2 separate regions of the Mus musculus genome follow, and region 1 is linked to region 2. A link is a loop called in an ENCODE intact Hi-C map of the cell type or tissue named here. Cell type or tissue: left cerebral cortex. All regions are shown on one strand.

Region 1 (8,000 bases), 100 kb before region 2:
AAATTATTAATGACTAGATAACCTTATCCCGTCAGGGAACAAGACACTGAAGCAATACACAGCTGAAAGATTACAAAGATTAAAAAATAAAAAGAGCAGCAGTTAAATAACAATAGCAGCAAACACAACTGAAGTTCCGTTTTATAGACTTTAGAATCAGAGTTACTATATATATGGTTACTATAAAGACATCTTTAATTAATCCCTTTCCTTTCAAATTTTAAGCTACCACCAAATTTCTTGTTATCTTTCATGCCTGATACTTCCTCCAGTTATGTACTCCTTAATGATCACTGAACACTTAGAATTCTGTGAACTGAGAGTTAAACAAACCAGCATGAAGGAAAATCAGTACCTGACATGTGTCAGGACCAATTAGAGACCCATGGGGACAGAAGGAAATAGGCCTCACCAGTTACCATTTAACTTCCACTCCAGTATATCATGGGCCAACACTGTTATAGTCATCTACTTTGTCCCATACAGGCAAATGTACTGCCTGCATTTACAAACTCATTCATGTTGGTATTTAGAAAGTCCAATCAAAAGAGACCTGGCATGCTGGATTTAAGTTCTGGACCGTTTATTCAGTATCAATTTCCTCACAGCTCCCCTGACCTTCCATCCAGAGTCAACCCTGATTGTACCATGCTGAGGGCTGGAGCATAGCTGCCCAGTGTTTCCTTACTTGTCCTAAGTCATAGAAACTCTTCTTGAATTCTTCCAAGTAGAAATGAAGTCACCATGGGCCTAACTAGATTGATGGAACTCTCCACTCTGTGTGCTGCTATCTCCACTGACCTCATTGTTGGAGGCCATAGTCACAATACTGTTCAGCTGGTGGTTTAGTGATGTTTGTTCAGTGGCCGCCAGGGACTTCCTGAATGTCCCATTGCAAATCTGCTAGAGAATAGTAGGTTGGTTTACTTGCTAGTGCCCTGCGGGAGGCTACAGACTCCTTGAAAATGGGACAATTTCATTTTTCAGACACTCCCACTGAAATAACATTTGAATTAAAATTTAAACCTGCCAGGTAAGTGAATAAACACATCTACACTTTGTGAAATTGCTGGTACAAAATTTAATTTTGCCAAACAGCAAATTAGCCAATAGAGCTGGTATAGAAATAATTAATCACAGTAGATAAATAATTTTCAGTGTCTGAGCTGTGCACAATATCTGTTATTTGCCTAGATTTTTAAGAGATCATTATTGTTTTGGCTTATTTCTTTCCTATCTGAAGAACAAATCAGAAAAGGAAAGATATCAGAAGCCCTGTGGTAATATTGAGCTTATGTAAACAGTTAGTAAGTCTGGTTTGCCAGTGTTCTTATACATAACTAAGTACCATTCAAGGCATTCATTTGAAATATATGATTTGGATGTTTTAAATGTATTATAGATTTCTAAAAGGAACCCAAAAATTAATGGTCTTAGTAAAATAATGTGAGAGGGAAGGCACTTTCCAGAAAACAACAGGCCCACATGGAAAACTTTTGGATGAGCTCTGCTCTTTAGAAAAGATGCATGCCCTGACAATCCAGGAAATGTAAATGTAACATGTGCTAAACACAAGACAGCCGGCCTGGAGTTCTGCAGGGAGGAGTACAGGAATGTGAATTCAGTGCCTCTCTCTTTTCTGTGAACTGGTGGCATGTAATACCGTTCTCCATCTCCACCTCATGAAAGCATGGCACTTTCCCTTCATATTAAAATATGGTACTTAACATCTGAGAATGTCAACACCGCATTAGGCACTTTGTGAGAACAACATTAGCCATACTTCCTGCTCAGGGGATTTGTTTACCAAGCATCAGGCTAAAGTAGAAAGCTGTACCATTCCCCTACATGGAGTGCTCTATACAGAGATAACTTCTATTAGGTCTGCAACAAAATCACCAAGATTTTTTATTCTTATTTTTAGGGCAAATGCAAAGGAATACCCTTTAATTTAACACAAACTTTTAGAAGTTTGGTTTGGGCATATTCCACATCTTATTCTGTTATCCTGGGATAGAGCCAGTGACTACATTTAAATTAAACATATTCAATGTGGGTTTTGCCATAAAGCAAGAAAGACGCCATTTTGTGAACTCTGACTTTACTTACATTCTTGTAAGCAGGGCATTTAGCAGAGAGCTTATTTCTTGCATGCCATGCCATAGTTTGCACCATTTAAACAAGGCAGTGGGAGAAACATTCTGAAGAAAATGAACATAAACTGCTCCAGACAGGGCTTGTTTTTGCCATGTAAAAATTTTTACATGCTGTGGGCTAGTACACTTTGTGGGTGTTGGAGACATAATGCAGGCACAAATGCAAATGCTTAAACCTATCAAACTTTATTCTTTATCCAGTGATGAAAACACATACTGAAGTATTGATCTTGAATCCAATAGCTTTTTTTTCTGCCCCAGCTCACTCATGTGCTGCACTTACAGCTTTAGTGAAGAGTGTGTGAAGAGTGTTGAAACTTTTGGGTCTGCTCGACTAACTCTCCTCGAATAAATATACTGTAATCAACTAGATTAATTAGTCTAATTAGCTCAGCATTTCTTCCTCTATACTTAGAACACGCAAAGTTCATAATGTTCAAATTAATAATTCAGCACTGATTCTTAAAGTCTTCTTTTAAAAAAAAAAACGAAATTTAATAGTGGCAGGAGTTACAAGTTCCGAAATATTATAATTAAGCAAGCAGATGTACATTTTGAAACAGTGCCTCGGTGGATATTAACATGTCCTCAATAAATTCCTGGTACAGTTTGATTTGGGGGGTATAAATTCATGAACAAAAATAACCAATTAAGACAATTATCAGCATATACTGCTTGCTAAAGGCCTCTCAAACTGTTTTTTTCTTCTGTGTTTTGTTCAATCACAATGTTTTATAGGTTGACCTATAGAAGTTTGGAACAAAGTAATCTGAGAATTCAACTGGTTGGCCTTAGTCATGACCCTTAAGCTGCAGCTCAAAGTGTCCATTTTCTGGCTATTTTACACATAGACTCTGGGATGTTTGGCCCAGAAAGTTCTTGTTCCCATTGAATCCAGGTTAATATTTCATGGACCGGGCAGACCTTGCTTGAAGATATGAGGCCTTGAAACTGTCTCTGGATACTTTTTTTTTTTTGTTTAAACCAGAGATTGTAATACTTTCTCAGAACAAATACTCGTGAAATTAGATAATTTCATTTTACAAACAATCTGGAAAAGATTTGGCACAGGAGGGAGGGGAGGGAGAGGGGAGGTGGGAGGGGACTTGCTCATGCTTTCTAGCACAGGCTCAGAGTTTTAGCCTTGAGATGTTTACAATTGGAATAATCAAAAGGTAATCATATTACCTAACTTTGGATAGAAAATGTAAACTAATTCTGAATTTCCAATCCCTTTACCCTTCCTGCTAAAGCTATGAGTTGTCTTAACAGACAAAGCAATTGATCCAAGGTTGAAAACCAACTGCCCTACTGAGCCTTACAAAGCATCTGTAGTGGAGGACTGTCATAGAGTCATCTTGTCACCAGAAATGTTCAGCAGAAGGTCACCAGAAAAATCCAAGACACACCACTAATGTCACCAGAGTACCATGTTGCTAGGGTTCTCTTATTACTAAGTAGAGAAAGCCTTGGGAGAGTTCAATTCTGGAATCTTTCTCTATTTTACAATTATTTAAATGAGGCAAATTTTATTGTCTAGGATCCAAGCCTTTAAATAACTCACATACTTTCACTTAAAAACAGTGTGCTAGACCAACAAGATGGCTCAGTGGGTAAAGGTGATTGTCACCAAGTCTGAACCAACAGGCTGGGACTCAATTTCTCACATGGTGGACAGAGCGAAAGGACTCCCTCAAGCTGTCCTCTGACTCCCATGAACACTTGTTCACTCGCAAGGTCTCTTGGGACACCAACATGGAAGTATAGTGTGATTCTTTATGACCTTCCTTTTTGATCTACTCCGCAGAGGAAGATTTGCCAGTATATTTCCTCAACAGGAGTAGTGTGTGGGTGAGTGCATGCTCTGTTTGTTCTGAACAAAAGGTTAGATACATATAAGCAGAGAAGTGAGATTTGAGGATTTCAGCAGTAGCCCTAAGCTTCAAGTTGTCTTTGTTTCATGCATGAGGAGCATCACCTCCTATGTACTAATGTCTTTCTTATAAGCATTAGAAGAGAAGGGCTCCAAGAGGCCAGCCCTTAGGGTCAAGTATTTCAGCCATCTTAAAAGTCAAGCTTGTACAATCAACTGGAAACAGAACCTTCAAATACTTCCAGGTGAGTTCAGAAGGAATCTCTGTTAAGATCACAGTAAAATCCACTGAAAAGCTTCGAAGTAAAATACTAATAAAGACAATGTAAATTACACCTCTGTGTGTGTGACTGTGGGCCTTTTGGAACAACTGTTTAGACTGATAGCCTTGTCACCAGGGATAAATGCAAGTGCTTACCAGTTTCTTCCACAAGGTGCGTGATGGGTAGAGATAATTTTTCAGTGTCCCAACAGAGTAATTTTAGATTGAACACTTTGTTTTACACAAGAAGAAGGAGAAAACCTATGCACATCTCTATTCACGATGCATGTGTGGGTGGTATAGTTGGGGGAACCTAAGAGCGTGGTGCTTGACTATAACCTAGGCAGCGAGGGAAAGCATTTAAAAATACTGTCAAAGATTCTGGCAGGAAAGACTGTATAAATATACTGCAGACTCAAACACAAGTGAGCTGGTTATAAAAAGAAAAAAAAAACTGCAAATGAAAACCTCAAAACTTCTGCCATCGTGATGAAATAAATTGCATAAAGGAGAGTCTTAGTGCGGCTCTTCAGAACCACCGTCTACTCAGTTCCAAAAGTCTCGTTGATGTGTAAGAGACTTGCTTTTCTAATCTGAGGATGCCACCTTCCGCCAGTGTAATTGGTTGGCTAATCTTCACATGGTTTGTGAAATCATTTATAAGGCTACCAAATGTCTTGGGACCTTTTTCCTCTAATCACTCCTGAATCCATCCAAATTGGTTTTAAATTATTCCATGTGCAATGGTAAATTTTTATTACAAACATTTTTTAACTCCAATTTTTAACACAGATATGTCAGTTTGAAGTTGAAATAATTAGATCCTACGTGGTTTTTGAAGCAGTACATTATTTTATCAGAAATCTATCCTGTAGTGGCAAAGCGGTGAAGGTTTATGTCAATTTCAAGCTAATTTATTTCATTAAACAGCTCATTCTGCGCATGGAGGTGTGTGATTTTCAAACACAAACATGCATATATGCAAGACCATCAATTACACTCTGCGGCATTCCTTTTAAAGTGTGTATCTTCTTTTTAACATCTTTCCATGAATAATATCCAGCAGCATGGACCTTGAACACTGATGATTCTGACTAACGCTTTTATCCTTTGCTTGAAATTACAGGATCAGTCTAGCCAGAATTTATGAGAACCAGACCTCAGACCTCACATAGCTCACATATTAGACCATTAGGCATCTAACTACCTCTGAACAATTTCAATGCATTATCTCGCCTTTTCCCTGGGGCACAAACTTCACTCGTCCATACTTTTAATATATTTTGTCTGCATGAAGCAGATCGAGTTATTACATGCCGGCAGATCACAACTTACAGACATTTCATTGCCCTCCGACGATGCAGTGACCGCCTCTGTTCTCCACTCCAAATGCAGCCACAGGGAAATCGTCGATACCGCAGTATCTATAAATTACCTGCTGGTTTATGGAAAGCCTATCGATAATTTGGCCTGCACAGTAACCATTTTCATATGGTCCTCCACACAGACCACCATGTTTCTGCTCTTATTTTTAATTGCTCATCATTTTAGACTGTCTAACAAAAGAATTTTAGACAATCACCTATTTTTTTTTAAACTTTTTTTCCCGTGTGGCTTTTGCCCCTTAAACTTCTTTTGTCTTTATTGACAGTTCTTACTTGCAGATTTCTGAGACTTTTCAAGTGAAGAATTCATCTGTTCTTCACGGAAAATATTTAGTAATCAAGATTTTTAAATTAATTGATCCTTGATCTCTGTTAAGCCTTTTACTCGATTTGCAAAGCTATTATGCTATTTTCTTTCATTAATTTTCTTCCCCTTCACAAGCTGAATGGGAAATAAGCATGATCCTATCCTGCCCCTAGAGGCTGTTCATCAGCTCAATGTACAGCTCTTAAAAAAAATAACAACAACAAAAATGGAGGCAGGCACATTTAGGAATGTCACATTTTATCAAACATATTATTGTTGTGACATATGAACAATAAAATATGAATTTTTCTTATTTTGCATGATTCTGTTTGTTAATAGTTTTGCTAGGCAGGCTGGAGTTAGATCTCTGGCCTGGTTAATCACTGTTTCTAATCTGATCTGTTTAAGTATGTGTGATTGTATTTAGGTCTTTGTGTGTGTTTGAGTGTGTGTATATGTGTATACATGTATATGTGTCTGTGTGTATATATGCATGAACTTGACTGTGTGTGTGTGTGTGTGTGTGTGTGTGTGTGTGTGTGTGCGCGCTATGTGTTTAAAGTACTGATTAATACTTCTACTTCTCTTTTTCCAATAGATGCTTAGGAAACAAGACCAAGTCACTGTTATCTAGAACAATTTTCTCATTCAGTTCCAAACTAAAACAAATGGCTGCAAAAGTCATTAGTCTCAGAGACTAACATTGTTTTGATGGAGTCCAGCTTTCCGTTCTGTTGACAAGCATCTCGATTCTTTTCATCAGCTCTGGGTGTCCACAGTGAAGAATGCAGAGCAGTCATCAGCTAGGAGGCCAATGTCTCTTGGTGACAACATACAGAGATACTAAAGACCTAGCTCCCTGCACCCTTTTTTATCTGCCCTTACGATAACTAATAATGTAAATGAGTCTTTGCTGCAGATTGGATTCTCTTATCCTGTCTCCTGCTTGTCAATATGGAGCCTTGAGCCTAATTGTGAGTTTCTCCAGAACAAAGTCAGGATGTGCCGAAGGAAACACAAATCTTTAACAAGATTTTCTCCGAAAAGCAAATGCATTTCCTTCTTACTACTTGATCAAGTCGCATGTCCTTAACTTCCACAAGTTGGTAAGATGTATTGATGCCGGAGTGAACGAAGGGCTCCCTGGCAGGTGGCCTGACTCTCCTGTGCTTCCTTCCATCTCTCCCTTGGCCACGGAGGGCAGACTGGTCTTACTTAGACTTAGACCAAGATCTTTATCTGCCTGTTTTCTTCTCCATTGTCTTGGCCGCTAAGAATAATGTGCATCAAATCATTCTGAGGTTGCATCTTTGCATTGGCCTCCTGTGGCTATTCTATTCACTGTCAGAGATGTCTTTCTCCTCCCCTGACCTTTCCAAAACCAGACAGCCAAACAGAGCTGTGAGTCTAGATGGGAAGGCTCGAGGGCTGGGAGGGTGAATACCCACCACGGCTGGAAAGTTGAGAGTGAGAGGCTCTGCACAGAGATAGCTCAGGGATTCAAACGTTGAAAATATAGGTTCTATTTTGAGCTCTGCCTTGAGCATGTTGCTCTTTCTGTGAAAACTGCCAGATGTGAGAGGGAAGACTGCTTACTTTGTGGTGTGTTTGAAGAATTCTTAATCAGAGAATCTGATTAAGGCTAAGAATGAAAGTCAGCTACCAGCTCCTTTAAAACAGAAGAAAGCAAATAAACATAGTACCCGGAGAAGCTCAGGGGGCATTCTGGATTAAATTTTATTGTGGGCCTTTAAGCTGAAAAGCACCTCTACTTTTTGTCAGGAAGGAAAAAAAGGGGTGTGTGTGTGTGTGTGTGTGTGTGTGTGGCATTTTGCTAACTCTGGGTCAGGAAGGACGGGAGATCCTGGAGTAAGAGAGTTAGGAAATCCTGGAGTTAGAAAGTTATGAGGACCCATGTGTGATGCATGGTACAGAACATGTACTGGATCATGTAGTAAACATACAGAATATGTACTGAATCATGTCTCTAAACACATGCCGAAGTGCAGCGGTGCCC
Region 2 (8,000 bases):
CTAAACCGACTGGAGTATCTTATTTCTTCTACGTAAACATCAGCACAACCTGACTCCATACATCCACCAGAAAAAGCATTGTCAAGAAACTGTTGTCGAAAACCAAGTAGTCACGACCACACAAAATAACACCAGATAAGCTTCCGAAGTAGGAAGAACTAGGGACCCCTCGTGCTGCAAACTATGTAAATCCAACCCTCTTCATCTCCACTCCCACAGTGCAAATGCATACAGCTCAGAAACAGACAGCGAGGGGAATAAGTAAAGGACAAAAATAAAGCAATACTTATGAAGCTAACATGTCACTTGGACCACAAGGGCACACACTGTTGAGACACAGAGAAGCAAAGAAAATGCCAATAGCTACCACACCTTTTTGAATTCACTTAATACATACAAGGTACAAGGCTGCTCGGAGACCATTTCCTCCATTGCTTTGGAAACAGGTAAGGATCAGGACGGGTAGAGGGGCTTTGAGCAGCCCATTCATTTCATTACAGGACTGGGCATCCTATCTTTCTTTCACTATCTTGAACTTTTAGGCTGCTATCTTGTGTAGTACAAAGGTTAGTCTTTAAAATCAATGGCTGCTTCTTTTCAAAACTTTTAGTAGAGGAAAAAGAGAACTCACAGAAAAGCTATTATTCCTCAGGTAGCGCATTTCATTCCTCTTCAGACCCAGGAATTTGAGGGAGGGTAATGCAAACTGCCTTCAAACCTCAATGCCTGTTTAACTTCTATTGGGGTGTTAAATTAATATTTAAGCCATGAAATTACCCAGACACTGGCCTATGTCGTTTAGGTTGTGAGTTCAAATGAATGCATAGATACCCTGTCCCCCACTTCCCGGCTTGAGTTCCCCAAAATACAGTGCTATTCACACCCACTCTTTAACCTCAGCACCCTTGCCTTCCCCTTCATCCCTGCCAGCTGCAATCTTTCTTCTCTTTGCTTCTTCTACAGATTTCGAGTATCACTACATATGCTTCCCTCCACCCCATCAGATTCAGTAGATCAGTTCCAAAATAAGAATAAGAACAGAGAATAGAAATCTCCTTTCCTGGCTTGACATCCACGGGTATCTTCCACACTCTCCATCCTCAGCCACCAACTGTTAAAGTGTTAAAGCTCAAACACTAACCTACGGTAACTCAGCCTTCATTCCCTTCAGCTCTTGTAATACAGTGTAAAAAATTGGTTCATCAAGGTTGCTGTCTTTTATTATAGAGATGCTTCAGGCACTTGGCAATAAGACCATATTCTGACAATAAGTTTCTATGAGCAAAAAGTCCTGAGACTTGTAATGTGTTCATTCACTCCTTTTATTGTCAATGCAAGACAAAATTGCCAGGAATTCTCAGGGTTGTCTTCTCTAGGAAAGAAATAGGCACCCCCTTTTCTCAGTTGCTTCTCTCTCTCTCTCTCTCTCTCTCTCTCTCTCTCTCTCTCTCCATTCCTTCCTTTCCAGATAACTGTCTTGTCTCTTGCTACCTCTTGCTATGCCTTGATTACACACAGAAAGAACCCAGAAAAGACTGAGACCGTCATGCCAAAAGAGAATTTACTAACTCCCAAGCCACCAGGTTCAGGCAACTTCACACATGAAGAGCACAAATTATTCTATCAACTCCCTGGTTCTTAGACTCTCACCATAAATAAGAACAGGGTCCAAGAAAGGGGAAATCAAAAGAAAGGCCATGACACTTATAGTGAGAAAGGGAGAGATAACTCCAAAAGCAACTAAACGATTTAAAAAAAAATGCTTTGCCCAGTGGCCTTCAGAGAACTCCACGGGCTCTGCAGACTTACGTGGTCGGCGAGATTTGTGGAGGAGCCTGAAAGTTCTTCATGATCTGACTTGGAGCTTCCATCTCTCTCATCAATCACGAGGTCAATGGGCATTTTTCCCTTCAAACAGCTAATGTACCGGTGGCAGAAGTTATCACATAGTTCGTGGACCTAGGAGGAGGGTCATGGCGAGGGCTCAGCTCAGGTTGTCTTTATAGGTTTCATTTTTTAAAGGGGAAGAATATCAGGTTGCAAGGTTACATTTGTAGAGAGCAACAATGTGATGTCTTCCAAAATAACTCTAATTAAGGGGTGTAAGAGTTGAAGGCAAGGAAACAATAGGGCAATTGTGGCAATAGATATTATCCTCCAGAGACTCCCCAGAGCAACAAGTTACAAGAAAGAAAGAAACTGAACTGGAAGTAACTGAGTTCAGACTGGGGAAGCAGAGATGAAAGTGTGATTTGGTAACTCAGAAGCATTTAAACACTAGAATTAGGGACATTTGTGATTCTGTTGTGTATGTTTCCTGGGGAAATGATTGATCTATGTATCAAGGCAAAGACACCCCAGAGAGGACTCTTCTCTCTGCTTGCACCTAGCAAGAGCACTGGGTCCACGATAAGCTAAGCTAATAGAGACACAAGTAGACATTGTGTCCAGCAACACAAATGGCTCTTGCTGTACTTCAAATAATCCTGAGCGCCTGGGGGTGGGGGCTTTAAAAGTCAGAGCTGCCCTGATTCCCATATCCTCTGAGCCCCTGGGTTAAGAAGTCTATAAAGGAGGGAAATAAAAACGTGATCAACATCTCCAGATGTGTAATCCCTCAGTCTGGAGGCTTGTAGCATCTCCAATCATCTGGTTGAGAGAATCAAAATTCGGACTGTTGTTTCCTGCTTACCTTTTCTAACTCCAGAAGATGAAACCTTAGTACTTGAATTGCTTGTATCATCTGAAAGGGAAATTTAATAGGATAGAGTTAGGGTTCTAACACATGCAAGTTGTGTGTGTGTGTGTGTGTGTGTGTGTGTGTGTGTGAAGGTCAGTGTGCTGAGGAAATTGGGCAAAGAAAGAAGAAACCAGCAGGTGGCCGGGCAAAATTCACACACCAAGAAATAAGAAAACCAAATTATTACTGATCATCTCTGCCTCATTGGCTACAGTAGTGGGAATTAGTATACAGGCAGCCTTAGTATGAATTCCCCCACCCCACCCCCACCCCACCCAGTCCTCACAGTGTGGTGTTGGTACAGCTTGCATTCTCCCACCAGGTCTTACTCCACCCCATTCCTCTTTTACAGTCTCCTCCTACCCTCCACCTCAGGTCAAATTGGAGGAGGAGGAGGAGGGGGGAGGAGGAGGGGAAGGAGGAGGAAGGAGAGATAATAGAAGAAAAATAAGAGAGAAGAGAAGAGAAGAGAAGAGAAGAGAAGAGAAGAGAAGAGAAGAGAAGAGAAGAGAAGAGAAGAGAAGAGAAGAGAAGAGAGCTATTTCTTTGGACAGAAAAGCCTTTTTAGAACTGCAGACTCAGAGCAAACCTCCTCTCAGAAGAAGGAAATACTCCAGATGAATGGAGAGGCTGGGCCTTTGAAAGGGGATTTAAGTACTTTTAATATTGAAATCCTGCAAATTAGCAAAAGAATTGCACCTAAAAGTGGCCTGCGCAGGATAGCCCCTCACCCCCAACCCAGTCCTAGCCCGCCTTTCGCTGCCACTGCCGGAGCAGTTACTTCCTTCAGGGCAGCGGCCTGGGGCTCCAATGCCTCCCCCGGCCTGTAGAGGAAATCACTCCCTTCTTGCCGCTTACTCTCGAGGCCAAGACCTGGGAAGCATCCCTACTCGGCTCTGCGCCGCGGCGCCTGCGGCTGCCTCGGTGGGCTTCTTAGCCCCTAAGGCCCATACCGCCCCTGGCTCGCCTTCCACGTAGGGGCTCTAAATAAGTCTCTTCCCCTGTGTTTTCCTAGGAGGGCTCTGCCGAAACTCCATGGAGCTCCAGGAGCAAGTGGGTGACTCTGAGTTTGGGACGGGGCCCCGAGGCTGGAGACAAGCAAGAAACATTGAGCCTTACCAAATTATCCAGCTCTGGGTTTGAGGAAAAAAGAGGCTTTTCGGCGCGAACCTATAGGAAGCAGGGAAAGTCAGAATGAATCTTCAGCCCATTTAAAAACAGAAAAACCCTATCGGCCACTACTCTGGGTTGTGGGACCCGGTTCTCTGGAAGGGCAGGGGCAGAAGAGAGGACAGGGGCTTTGGTAAAATTCAAGAAACAGATTGGTGTCTTAAGTGAGTTGGGTCGCTGGAGAAACAGCAGGGCCTTCAGGTCCTGATCTGGTGGGGAGAGCCATACTCTACTTCAGTTGTAGCAGGGTAGGCAAGGCGGCTCGTAGATCCTCAGTACCCGCTTCTGCAGCCGGGTCAGAGGCTGGGTCCCCCCATCTCCAGCACCTCGGTGCCTGTGCAGACCTCACTGCCAGGCGCCTTGTTTCCTTTGCTCCCGGGCACTCCCAGGTCCCTCCCAGCCCCTCTCCCCAATTCTTGTTCAAGTAGCTGCAGGCGGGGAAAAGGCCAAGCCCCAGATTAGGAGCAGGTCAACTTTAATTCGAGGGTCGAGCCCCTGTATTCCTGGCTGGGGGGAAAAACAAACACCCATATTTATCTCCCTTTCCAATTCGCCTCCAGGCTGAGGGGTGGGGAGGAGGCGCAGAGTGCCGAGTGGGCCAGAGAAACAGATCGGGTGTCTTGCCTTTTCCTCCTCTTTCAAGTCAAACTCGGAGGAAGGGGGTGGGGGAGTGGAGGGCTTCTGTGGGGTGGGGGGTGAGCGGGTCAAGAAGGTTGGACCTGCTTGGCGAAGACCGCGATGTCCTCGTTGAAGGAGTCAGAGGAACAGACGTCTCCGCCGGCCACTCCGGGTTCCCGGGGAGTGCAGGTCGCCAGCTCGCACTTCTCAAAAACCAGAGCTAACAGAGGAAACAACGGGTGCCTAACGGGCAGCGCCACGCAGAGACACACGCACGGAGATGGGGTGCAGAGGGGAAGGAGCAAGAACTGTAATCAACAAGTTTGGAGGGTTTGCATTCCTTCTTTAATACAACAGGCACGCAACACACTACACCCTCAATCAGCCGAGCCTGGGCCACAAACAGAAAGGAAACAGCCTGGCCTTTTCCCTGGGTTCACAGGTCTTTTCAGATCAGTTCGGAGAAGCCCCCGGCCACTTTAGCCCGCCAAGTAAACATATACTCAGTTGGGAAGTAATGAAATACGCAAGAAGGCCAGGCAATTTAGAGCTCGGAGTAGATCCAGACCCCACTCCAGAGACGCCTGCCACACAAACCAGGGCAGGGAGCGCTATTTGGTGCCCTCCCGCCCCCCACTCCCATTCTGAATTGATCTAACGGGCGGTTCAGACCCGGCGGAGGGCTTCACCAACATCCACACGAGAGAGACTTTTCACGATTTTAAGAAGGTCTCATCTCTCCACCCTTTGCTTTATAAACTTGTTTGTTCTGCTTCCAGTAAAGCTCCGGTAGTAGGGCCAAAATAATAAGAATGTTAAACAAGAAAGAGCTTCCATCGAAAGACCACATTTCTCTCAGCGTTGCAGCTCACAAGAATAAATAAACCGCGTTTCAAAACTTAGAAGTGTGAGTGCCGGGCGCGTACGCCCTTTGTGTTCCTCCGGGCGGCTTAGCTACACCTCGGGATGCTTGAGGCCTCAGGCTTTAGGCTCAGTTGCTGTTTACCCACTGTCCCCTCCCCTCGGCATCCCGCCGCCTTCCCCACCTACCCTCAGCCGGAAGAGCCGGGCTAGTACTCGCTTGGACCGTGCTTGCCCACCCCTCCCTAATCTCTCCGAATATAAAATAATTTCCAGCCATTTCCCTGACTCCCAAGAACGGCTGTGTGTGTAAGCGGCAGTCTCTTCCACCCCGCTGCACTTCAAGGTCTGCCCCCTTTATTTACAGAGAATTAAGAAGTGAGTGATTAGGACTTCCTGGCCGACAGAAGCTGCCCTGATTCCAGCTCAAGCTGCGTTTAGTGACTCCCAGGCCCTCAGTAGGAAGCAGAAAGGGGAGGGGAGGGAGAAAAAGAAAGAAAGAAAGAAAGAAAGGAAAGAAGAAAGAGTGAGAGAAAAGAAGAAAGAAAGGGCAACTGGAAGTTTTTTCTCGGCTGCAGAAAACTTTCCTCTTAATCAAGGCCTGTGTTAGGCAGCCCGAGACAACCAGCCCTGTGCCTTTTGGCCAGGATTCGTGTCCTTGGGGAGAAGGCCCGGCCGGCAAGATTTAAAGACTCAGTTCTTACATTGGACCGTGGGGTCTGGAGAGGCCGAACCAAGGGAGCAGAGAAGGTTCTATTTTTCTGGTCTTTGACTCAAGATCAGGCTCTCTCCCTTGTCTTTCTCTACTGCAAGCAGTCTGTCTCCTCATGCAGAATTAAGTCCCCACTTAGCCTCCCTGGTCCACCCTAACACCACCACAATCACCACCACCTCCACCACCACCATCACCACCAGAGACAAGCACACGCACTCACACACACTCACACACAGTAAGCTGGGTCCGGGGGTCGGTTTACCCATAGATTGCGTCCTTGTCTCTTTTCAAGGCGTCGTTGACAGCAGATCCCATGCTGGCTGGCATGACATTGGGGTGCGGGGCGTGCGCGCCGTAGTGCTGCGTGGCGTGGAGCGGCGGCCCGTGGTTTAGGTGGTGAACCGGGGGGATCGGCCGCGGCGCGTGAGGGTCTCCGTACATGGAAGCGGGAACCCCTACTCCGTCCATCCCGCCGTAATGGGGCAGCTCATCGTACTGTCAGAGCCCGGGCAAGAGGAGGGGGCGGTGGCACAGAGTAAGAGAGAACCCAGGGGGGCAGAGGCAGGAAAGCAAAGGAACCCGGAGCAAAGAAAAGAGGGTACAGAGGAGTGGGGATGGAATAGAGATAGGGGGTGTAAAGACGGATGAGAGAGAGAGAGAGAGAGAGAGAGAGAGAGAGAGAGAGAGAGAGAATAAAAACAAAGTCAGAAAAAAAGAAAAGTACCGGACACAAGTTAAACACACTACAAACCAAACCAGGAGAAAAAACAGATTTGAAAGTTGGGAGAGGATGTCGTAAATTTTAAAATTAAAGTCTGAGCCGAGAGCAGCATTCAGGGAAGGCAGATCAGGCGGAGAGGCCGGGGACGCCGGGTGGGGGGTGGGGGGGCACAGGGAGGCCCCGCTCCCGCTGGAGGCTGCAGAACCCCAGCGAGCCAACCCAGGGAGAAGTGGAGTTAGCAAGAGAAGGAAGCCCCGGATCCCACCCCTTACCCCCCTTCGCCTCCTCCAGGAGATCCAATAAATCAAAGGGCGAAATGAAACAAAATAAAGAGAAGAAAAACGCTAATAATCAGGCCGAGAACGGCAAGGACAAGGGAAGACTAGGGTCGGTGCCTCCCCGGGGGCTAGGAGCTGAGGGTGGGGAGGAATAACGTGAAAGTTACCAGAAACATTATTTAGCAGCGGATTCCCTGCGTCCTTGTCAATTTCAGAGACAAAACAAGCAGCCGGGGCTAGTCTAGGCAGCGCGGCCCCACGCCGGCGGCTCCTACGCAGCCCGCGCCCGCCCGGAGCCGCGCGAGTAGCGGCGAAAGAGGCGCAGCGGCGGCGGCAGGAGAACCCGGGGAATCACGCTGCCGGGGTAAAAGCTGGAGCGAGGCGAAAGCGTGTAACAATTGCACACAAGTACACACACACACACACACACACACACACACACACACACACACCACTCACACGCTCTCGCCGCCCGCAGAGAACCCGGGGAATCACGCTGCCGGGGTAAAAGCTGGAGCGAGGCGAAAGCGTGTAACAATTGCACACAAGTACACACACACACACACACACACACACACACACACACACACACACACACACACACACACCACTCACACGCTCTCGCCGCCCGCCCGCTCGCTCAGCGCTGGGACACGCGCGGCCAGACACGCACACACGCACGCACACACACTCTCACACACGCAGAGGCACAGGGGGGAAAGAAGCCGGTGAATAATTTTGTTACTATTTTTTAAAATACTGGCCGCCATCATCATCAAGCAACCAGCAGCAGCCAGCTCAAAGGGAGAGAAGGCATGGGGCAGGGCCCTGTAGGAGAGGATTTATATCTAGGTAAGTGTTGGAGATTTAAACCTACCCTTTGCGCCATCAGTCTGC

Evidence for each region. Hi-C counts contacts between places; a loop is a spot of excess contacts. Peaks named below come from ENCODE experiments on the same cell type or tissue, not always from the same donor. Only the 100,000 strongest peaks of a DNase experiment are listed, where the experiment ranks them.
Region 1: it touches region 2 in a loop (2.1-fold over the local background); 2 of 42 quality-filtered maps call a loop at or near these places.

Annotation. Positions count from the first base shown.
Region 1 is chr2:115,956,162-115,964,161 of GRCm38, forward strand. All of the region lies in intron 8 of Meis2 (Meis homeobox 2), which reads right to left. Among named protein-coding and RNA genes, the nearest start is that of Meis2, 100 kb to the right of the region's middle. In left cerebral cortex, CTCF peaks have their summits at 4,453 and 6,151; DNase peaks (open chromatin) are centred at 3,814, 4,667, 7,255 and 7,462.
Region 2 is chr2:116,056,822-116,064,821 of GRCm38, forward strand. It overlaps Meis2 (Meis homeobox 2), which reads right to left. Exons shown (of 12, transcript NM_001159568.1): 1 at 7,981-8,000; 2 at 6,367-6,599; 3 at 4,630-4,771; 4 at 3,860-3,910; 5 at 2,693-2,743; 6 at 1,810-1,959. The coding sequence starts at 7,992. Among named protein-coding and RNA genes, the nearest start is that of Meis2, 4.2 kb to the right of the region's middle. In left cerebral cortex, no CTCF peak of the experiment used is centred here; DNase peaks (open chromatin) are centred at 1,045, 3,730, 4,208, 4,792 and 7 more places; H3K4me3 peaks cover 5,845 bases; H3K27ac peaks cover 4,750 bases.